Linked DNA regions of Homo sapiens: region 2 is linked to region 1. The links are chromatin contacts, found by Hi-C in ENCODE. All regions are on one chromosome and are shown on one strand. The core of a region is the stretch at or near the end of the contact, and the rest is flanking DNA. Distances in the headings are between cores, read along the strand shown.

What was found. Hi-C counts contacts between places; a loop is a spot of excess contacts on that map. Pooled maps may share reads with other maps.
Region 2: a map of CD8-positive, alpha-beta T cell shows a loop between it and region 1 (28-fold over the local background). The contact joins the promoter of IL1RAP here to the promoter of TMEM41A in region 1. A Hi-C loop is called at or near these places in 3 of 168 maps with a recorded cell type or tissue (CD4-positive, alpha-beta T cell, CD8-positive, alpha-beta T cell and naive thymus-derived CD4-positive, alpha-beta T cell) and 5 of 50 pooled maps.

The regions. Positions count from the first base shown.
Region 1 is chr3:185,497,613-185,502,263 of GRCh38, forward strand. TMEM41A (transmembrane protein 41A) reads right to left here and starts at 1,423. Exons shown (of 5, transcript NM_080652.4): 1 at 1,231-1,423. The coding sequence starts at 1,349. It overlaps TMEM41A-DT (TMEM41A divergent transcript), which reads left to right and starts at 1,537. Exons shown (of 3, transcript XR_924792.3): 1 at 1,537-2,158. RefSeq lists a silencer at 1,405-1,544.
Region 2 is chr3:190,510,831-190,515,488 of GRCh38, forward strand. It overlaps IL1RAP (interleukin 1 receptor accessory protein), which reads left to right and starts at 3,255. Exons shown (of 12, transcript NM_002182.4): 1 at 3,255-3,389. RefSeq lists enhancers at 2,602-2,691, 3,444-3,945, 3,946-4,445 and a silencer at 2,842-3,191.

The sequences.
Region 1 (4,651 bases), core at 173-2,672:
CTCAATGCACTTTGAATCCTGCCCAAGGGTTATAGTAGCAAGGCTATCTTGCCTCTGCCATCTGAACAGTCCTTGAATCCATCACTGATTAATCATGAGCAAACCCTCCTACTTCTCACGAGAGTTTCTCTCGGTATGTCCGACACCCACAGCAGAGCCTTCTTAGCTACAGCAAAAGAATACAGTAACTGAAAACAGCTGCCTTAATAGTCAAATATCAGTAATTCCCTTAACCACGCAATGCTGTACTAGGCACACTTCCATGCACTTTATAAAGAGTATGCAGCACTCACAAAAACCGGCCAGGTAAGTATTGCTCTGCCTCCTGCCTCGACCAGTCGTTCATTAGAAGGGGAAAAGGAGGCCAGGCGCGATGGCTCACGCCTGTAATCCCAACACTTTGGGAGGCTGAGGCAGGCGGATTACCTGAGGTCAGGAGTTCGAGACCAGCCTGGCCAACATAATGAGACCCCCCCCCCGCGTCCCTACTAAAAATACAAAAATTAGCCGGCCGTGGTGGCGCGCGCCTGTAGTCCCAATTACTTGGGAAACTGAGGCAGGTGAATCGCTTGAACCCGGGAGGAGGAGGTTAAAGTGAGCCGAGATCGCGCCACTGCACTCCAGCCTGGGTGACAGAGCAAGACTCCGTCTCAGAAAAAAAAAAAAAAAAGGTAAAAGTAGAGACAACCAGGAAGACGGGCAGAGTCGATAATTAATTCGTGAATAATTTAAAGTTGTCTATGCAATATTTCTCCTGAAGATCTAATGTCTAAAGTCTCAAGGGCAGACCTGACGTAAGTGGGGTGGGGAGGAGGAGAGACAGTTGAAAGTGGACTTGAAGAGGCTGGGGGCCCGCACGGGGGCGAAGGTGGGCTGGAAATGGGGCCCAGGGCTGGGACTGGGAAAGCAACGGCGCGGGCAGGCTCAGCGCCGCGTCTCCCTCGGCAAATCCACCCAACCAAAGGCACCGCGGCGTGACGCCCTGCACACCCTGCAGCCAGCACCACACAGGTCCCAGTCAGGCCCGGAGCCGGGCTCCCATCCACCCTTCTGTCCGAGACCGTGCGGACGCGGGCCCGGATACCAGACCCGGATTCCAGTCCGATAAGTGAACCTCAATTCCCAACGCCTCCGATACCGGAACCCGAATCTCCGAATCTCCGATTCCCAGCCCCGGTCCTCGGACCCGGCTCCCTTCCTCTGACCCGAACCCGGATTCCCGCCACGCACCTGCCTCCAGCCTCCTCGGTGGAGCCCAGTCTCCGCCCGCGGGGCAGTCGCGTCGACAGCAAGTACAAGGCGAAGGTGCAGCCGGCGAAGACCAGAAGGAGGCCGAGAAGCGGGCGCATGTCGGCTCCGCACCCCGGCCCGCGGGGCAGCCGAGAAGCTCACTTGCACTCCGGGACGCAGCGGCGGGCGGACTGAGCCCGCGGAGCACGTTCACTGACGGACCAGGGAGGGGTCCGCGCCGAGACCCGCCTCCGAACCAGGCCCCACCTCCTGAGCCAGGCCCCCGCCCCCGATTCTGACTCCGCCCTCTCTGTCCTTCGGTGGAGACTCCGGGAAAAACCTGCCTCCCAGTCTGCCCTCTCTCCGTCTGTCTGTGCTTGTTTTTCTACGTTTATCCCTGTCGCTTTCCCCACTTATTCTGCAGGCATGGCGCGCCCCCAGTGCCGGCTTGGTGCCAGGGCTGGGAGATCCGGGGGTGAATCGTGAGCCCGGCCCACAGCGAGCTTGCAGTCTAGAGATCAAGGCAGTCTTGTCCACAACCTGCTGTCACATAAAGCAAATGTAGCTGGTGTAGCACCAGGGGCTGCAATCAAGTGCGGTGGGGCGGCAATAGTGACCACGGAAATAATCAGAATTGCTTTTAATTCAGCTCCTACTATATTCCCGCATCCCTGAGCCTCACAATCATCCTCCAAGGTAGGTATTTTTGTCTTTCTCTAACAGATGAAAACTCTGAGTTTCAGAAGAATTAAATGACATCCCCCCAAAAGAGAGACAGTATAAGAATCCAAGTCAACCTGAGTCCAAAACCAGTGGCCCTTAACACTGTGTGGCTTTATGGAGGACATGGAGTTTAAGTTTACCTTCAAGGATGAGCAACACTTTTCTTCAAGCAGAAAAAGAAGGGAATGGGTGAACACGGTCCCAGGTAAGGCACCAGAATCCAGTTTCAGTGAAGCCTAAGGTATATGAGAAATAAGTGAGAATCTGGGGACAAACAAGAGTGCACTGAAGGCAGGCTAAGGAGTTAGATTTTTAATAATGTAGATGAGACACCAACAGAGGTGTTTAAGTAAGAGAATGATTTCGTTCCTGTTTTAGGATGTTCGCTTTGGCAGATGATTAGAATACGTGCTGACTTGATAGCCACAACTGTCCTGATAAGAAAGTACGCCGGCCTGGCTGGGCATGGTGGCTCACGCCTGTAATCCGAGGATTTTGGGAGGCCCAGGCGGGCGGATCACTTGATGTCAGGAGTTCGAGACCAGCCTGTCCAACATGGTGAAACCCCGTCTGTACTAAAAATACAATAATTAGCCGAGCATGATGGCATGTGCCTGTAATCCCAGCTACTCGGGAGGCTGAGGCACGAGAATCGCTTGAACCTGGAAGGCAGAGGTTGCAGTTACTTTCCCGACATTGCACCACTGCACTCCAGCCTTGGCGACAAGAGCGAAATTTTGTCTCAAAAAAGAAAGAAAGAAAGCACTCAGGCCTGACCCAGGACCACAGCAGTGGACATGGAGGGAGGAGGCTGGGGGTAGTTGGATTGGTATGATATGTCACTGAGTAAACGAAGGAAGGGACAGAAAGAGAACTCCAAAGTGTCAAAAGCCTGGACAACAGAGAGAAAGCATCCTTGTCCTATCATTTAAAGCACCTGTTGGGCCAAATAGGGAGCACCTTTCAGAATCCATGTGCACAAGATCTCAGCAATTCTACGTCCAAGAATGTAACCTACATCCAAGAATGTACTGGAATTTAATTCCACATCCAAGAATCCCCATAGGTAGCAAAGATGTATATTTAAGGGTATTCTCTCAGCTTTGTTTTTATGTTAGGAGATTGGGAACAACCTAAATGCCCATCAGCTGGTGACTGGCTAGGTTAACTATTCACAAATGGAATACTAGGTAGCCTCCTAAAAGAGGAAAGCAATTCTACATATCCTGATACAGTGTGGTCACCAGATAGATGGCTAAGATACAAATAAAACAAACAAGTTGCAGTGTTAGAGTATGCTATGTATCACTCCTTTTTAAGGACAAAAAGAGGATATACTTTAACTTTTTAAGATACCAAAGTATTTATTTATTTAAAATTTTTTTCACAGAATTGTTATAGCATGTAGAACCAAAAATTATTTACAAATGAAATTATTCAATGTCTGAGATTTGTGTCAAAATAATGGTATGGGGGTTTAGTGAGTAAGCATGTAGGTAGAACAAGATTGTCCATGAGCTGATAGTTGTTGAAGCTGGGTGATCACCTGGGTGTTTTATACTATTTGGGTGTTAAACTATTTTTTTTTCTATTCTTGTGTATGTGTCAAATTTCCACTTAAGAAAATGGGGGAAAATGGTGTCAGCCCTCCATTCCAGCTGAACACACCATGTTAGTTCATGCCCCATCACACCACTCTTCTAGCCATCTGTCAATCTTCTCTGCCTGGCAAATTTCTACTCTTTCATCAGGACCCAGGATAATTATCACCTTCTCTGAGAGGGCTTTTCCAACCCCTATAGTCAGAATCATTCCTTCTCTATGCTTGGGGCCCCCTGAGAAATGTCTCTAATCCTGTCACAAATACATATTCCAGTGTCATTATCCATCTCCCTAGTAGACAGTGAACATTTCCATCAATGAGACAATGTCTCAACTATCTTCTTTCTGTCTCAACCCTTAACCCTGGCACTTAATACTTGTTTGTTAAATTCATGGGTCAGGTCTAGTGAAGACAATGATTAGTTGTTTGGTTTGATACATACTGACCTTGAGAAGTCAAAGGGATATAGGAGGAGAGAAAGTGAATGAGGAACTGATGTTACTGAGCCTGTGCTAGGAGACTGCTGGGGCAAGGAATAGAGTGAGGAGAAAGGAGGCAAGGCTCCTGCTGGCAAGGACCTCACTTTCATTTCAGCTGGGGAAGAGCATGGAAAGATGTCATTCTAGAGCATGGTAAGTGCCATGGATGAAATAGACAAGGCAAAACTTATTCCACTTCAGCAAAGCGAGTGTCAATATTCTACTTATGGATGAGTGGATGAACACATGTTCAGATGAAATCACTTGTGCAAAGTTTACAGCTGTTAGTGCTGAACAGGAACAAGCCTTTGTCTGCCATCATGTGCGGCCATGCTTTTTCCTCTGCCCTTCACTGCCATTCGACATGCAGGTGACACTCTGGAGCTCGGACCGAACATTCAGATTTGGAGGTCATTCTACAGGAGATAGTTGAAATGAGGGGAGGGGAGAAGGTCTCCTAGAAACCACAAGAGAGGGAAAGTAACAGCAGCTGACTTTCATTGAGTACTTAGTACACTCCAGACCCCATACTAAGCATTTTTTTTTTTGAGATGGAGTCTCGCTCTGTTGCCCTGGCTGGAGTGCAGTGGTGCAATCTCGGCTCACTGCAACCTCC
Region 2 (4,658 bases), core at 2,005-4,504, 5.0 Mb after region 1:
AGATTTGCAAGTTATTATCATATTGATATTTTAGAAGGCCATGTGTCTGTCTGAGTTCCCCTAGGTAGAGAATATAACCACTTCAAGGATTGAGCTCTAGGACACTGGAACCTTCAGAGATCATGAAGAGGTAGAGGATTCAATAAGAATCTGATAAGGAACAGCAGATGAAATACATGAAAAACAAAGAGTCAAGTACGAGAGAGTGTGAAAGAGCAACAGATTATCTGTGTCTAATGCTGCTGATACATGTACAATGAAGACAGAGAATTGATCACCACATTTGGCAAAGTGAAGATCATTACAGATGCTGACTGTGGAGTGGTAGAGATAAATGTCTGAATGGATTGGGTTCAAGAGACTAGCAAACTCCTGATGCGTCTTACAGCTACAGCAAGATAATTAAAGATAACCTAAAAAAAAGGTGGAGGGTAAAAGCTGGGAGAAGAAGAGAATAATAATACCTTTCCAAATACATCAATCAATTGCAAAATATTTTATTGTGCATCTTCTATACATCCAGCAGTATTAGTCACTGACATCAATGAATTTGTAGCTTCATTTATTCATTTAGGCAACTATTATTCATCAAATGTTTAGTATGTGATGGATATTTAATGGGTATAGCTTTAAAATATTTTTCTCAATTGTTAGCATAACATTTTTTCATTTTTAATTATTACGGGTACATAATAGGTGTATATATGTATGGGTGACATGTGATGTTTTGATACATGCATACAATGTGTAATAATCACATCAGGGTAATGACAACAGGGTGTCATCACCTTGACCATTTGTCACTTCTTTGAGGAACATTCCAATTTCACTCTTACTTATTTTAAAATGCATAATTAATTATTGTTGACTGTAGTCACTCTGTTGTGCTATCAAGTGCTGGGTCTTATACATTCCAGCTAATTATATTTTTGCAACCGTTAACCATCCTCCCTTCCCCACAACTCCCTTGCCTCTGCTACTCTTCCCAGCCTCTGGTAACCATCATTCTACTCTCATATCTCAGTTCCTTTGTTTAATTTTTAGCTCCCACGTGTGAGTGAGAATTTGCAAAATTTGTCTTTCTGTGCTTGGTTTATTTCACTTAAATGTAAAAGGAAAAAGAGATGTTTCTATTTCTGTAATCCTAACATATCAACATTTTTTCACATTCCTTTCAATTGGTGTTCATCTCTCCACAACTTTTACTCAACCTTATTTTGTAAGCCTTTTTCTTTGTAGACATATTTCCATAATATGATAGTTATGATGCAAATATTTTATTCTGTGCGTAGACAGCGTTGGTTAACTAATCATTTTCATTTCCAACCATTTATATTGTGTTCAAACTACAATATACTATGAATATTTGTCTATATGATTATTCATCTTAATGTTATCTTCCTTAAGCTATGAGTAGCCCTTCAATGTCCGGGAATATACATCTGGTTCAATTCTGAATTACTAGCATCTGTTTGGCTTCTAGGTAGTACATGAGACTGAGTAGCGGCTGAGAGCATGAACGTCGAGTGTCTCTAGTCTCATTTTGTATTCTCCACTTGTAGGCCTGTAGCCTTGGTCAAGTTATTTAAATTCCCTTTATCTCCTTTATGAACTGGAGATAATAATAGCACCCTCCAGGTTGTATTGAGGGTTACCTGAATTAATATACACAAAGTCCTTATGATTGCACCTTTTTATTTTGTAAGCACTGTGTAAATGCTTCAGTGTACTATATATATATAAAAGTCTGTGCCCAGAATATATTTAAGGAATGAATAATAAATCAGAAAATGTTTTATTGTTGCTTCATACAGGTAACATTTTAAATTCTTTTGGATTATTTTCTCTTTGGTTCAGTGACAATGTTGTGAGCAGGTGCTGGGTCCCAGGTATCCTGAGATAAATAAAAATTTTGAGCAATTAATTTTCATAAGTGATGTCAAGAAGTAAAGTATCATGAACATTTCTATGGCTCCAATTACACTGATATTTCACCTTAGGAACTGAAGCTCCGCCAGGGCAGGGGCAGCCTCTGAGTTTCGTACTGCTGTGCACCTTTAGCAGCACGGGCACCTGCTGGTTTCATTTCCTTCCCACTCACCTGGGCCCTTTTCTTATTTCACATCTTTTTTCTCCTTTTCCTTAAATGCTTTCTCTGAATCTTGATTCTTGAAAATAAATTAGTAGGATTCAGTTAGGTAGGAGGAGGAGAAAAGAAGATGTGATGAGCAAGAAGATGTGCGAAGACTCGTCAGTCTGGTAGGTGGCTTTGGTTAGGGGGTTTCAGAAATGGGGACAGGTCATGAAGGGCCTTGCCAGTCAGGAAAAATCATGAGGCACTAGCAGTAGGAACACAGCAGAAGGTGCCTGAACAAGAGAGATGACTTAATGAAAGCCTTTATAACGCTTCCCGGGATATATTACAGACTACCATCTACAGTGGCAGAGGGCAGCTGAAGGAAGGCTCTTGCAAAAACTTGGGGAAATGGAAATGAATGAAGGCAAATATTTGTTTTGAGATTATTTCCTTCTATGTAACCTATTAGTTCTTTTATTCGTTCCCCATACATGTATTGAGTGCCTACTTTGTGCCAGGCACTGTGCTAGGCAATGGGTATATTACCAGTGGACAATACAGATTTAGTCTTGCTGTCATGTCCTGTTGCTTGCTCATATGAATGTCAGTTCAAGACAGCAAGAGCTCAGGACTGCGGAGATCGCATCTACATCCTGCCGCGCTCTGTGCCGGCACAGGGTGGTTGCGAAAATCGTGCAGTCTGAATTGATTCAAGGCCTTGCAGCATGATTGCTAAATACGTCGAGACAGGAAGAAAGGGCAGGGTGGCACCGATCTCAACTGCGAGAGCACGATCTTGCAATGAGCGCATGTGTGCGCCTCGGTGTGTAGTGAGGGGCGTAGCTTCCCACAGCGCCTGGCAGCGTGCCGAGCTGCGCTGCAGGACTAACCCTCTCCTTTCCCCGCGCGCTCAAGCCCGCACAGGCGGTGGCAGGGAGCCGAAGGGGCCGAGCGCAGCCTTGCATCCGTCCGCAGGCGGGCCCGGCGCCGCGCCTCCTGGCGGCGGGCGGGACCGTCCAGGACGCCGCCCCGCGGCCGCAGCTCCTGGAAGCCCAGAGCGCCGGTGGATCGCGAGCCAAGGCGGCGGGTGGAGCCTGAGCCGTGAGGCCGTGGCCAATCGCGCCGCTCCGGGGGAGGAGCCCCAAAGGGGGAAAAGAAAGTGCGGCGGAAAGTAAGAGGCTCACTGGGGAAGACTGCCGGGATCCAGGTCTCCGGGGTCCGCTTTGGCCAGAGGCGCGGAAGGAAGCAGTGCCCGGCGACACTGCACCCATCCCGGCTGCTTTTGCTGCGCCCTCTCAGCTTCCCAAGAAAGGTGAGTCTCGCGCCGCCGTGAGGGCTCAGAAGTCACCAAGCCGCAGAATCTCAGGGTAGACGGATTCTTAGAGATCCTATCGTTAAACCCTCCTACTTTACAGAAGAGGAAACTGAGGCACAGAACGAGGCAGCGGCTGGGATAGGTCATACTGCTAGTTAGGACTGGAGCCCGGATTCGAACCCAAACGTTCAGAGACCCATCTTTGCTTTGCAGGGATTTAAGTAACGCGGTTGTGGGACGTCTGCTCGTTGCCGCCCCCATCCTCAGCCCTTTGAGGGGTCTACCCTTGTTTTCCTCCTCACCGCCCCCTCCCCGCTACCACCCCCCGCCCCCATCTCCTCCTTGGTTTCTCCAGACCGCTGCTGGAAGCGCCGAGGACAGAAGGAAGCGGTGTGTCCCAGCACGCCCACTCGGTATCACGTCGCTCTCAGCGCAGAGCTGTGACAGCCTGGGAAAATGCTGCTTGCAGCCTCACTCCCTCTTCCCCTGACCTGCTTTCTCAGAAAGATGCCCCTTCAGAGGGTGTCGGACCAGCTTCTGGAGGAGCGCGGGGAGAGAGGAGCGAGGCCCGGGCGCCAGTGACCTCCTATGGTACTGTTTCTTCCCAGCCCCGGAGGAAGCGGAGCTAGTGGCCCTGTGGGGCACAGGGTGCCCCTCACTTGGGAAGAGCTGACTTCATGGAACCATAGAGCCCCTTCCCTCTTCTAAATACTGAGAGGGAGCAAGGAAGCTGAGTTAAAGAGAAAATCACAAACATAAAAGCAAACTTCGGCTGTTTCCTTTAAGAGCTAGCCCACAGCCTGTCTTCCCTCCACCTTCTGGTTGTGAAATTGTGAACCAGGGCGCCACGCGAAGCATTCTGCTGCTCTGCTGTACAGATCCCTGGTTTAGCTACTGGATGAGAAAGAGGACTTGAGTTTTGACTCCAGCTCTTCCATGTATTAGCAGTGTGAACTTGGGCAAGTTATCTCACCTTTCCGATACTGGGTTTTTCTTTTCTTTCTTTCTTCCTTTTTTTTTTTTCCAGCCAAAAAATGGAGATTTATAATGGTCACAATGAGCCCTTTGGGTAGTTGGAAGGATGAAATGGGATCATTCAAGTAGCATGTTTAGCACAGTGCCTGGCCTGGCATCTGGTTGGTTCAAAACCAATGGCAACTATTGTAAATATTGTTACATAGTAACCTTGCAGACAGTGGGTTTTCAGAAAGGTGATTTCATACCATCTTACAGAGGCATTTTAAAAAAATCTGTAAATGTGGTGTC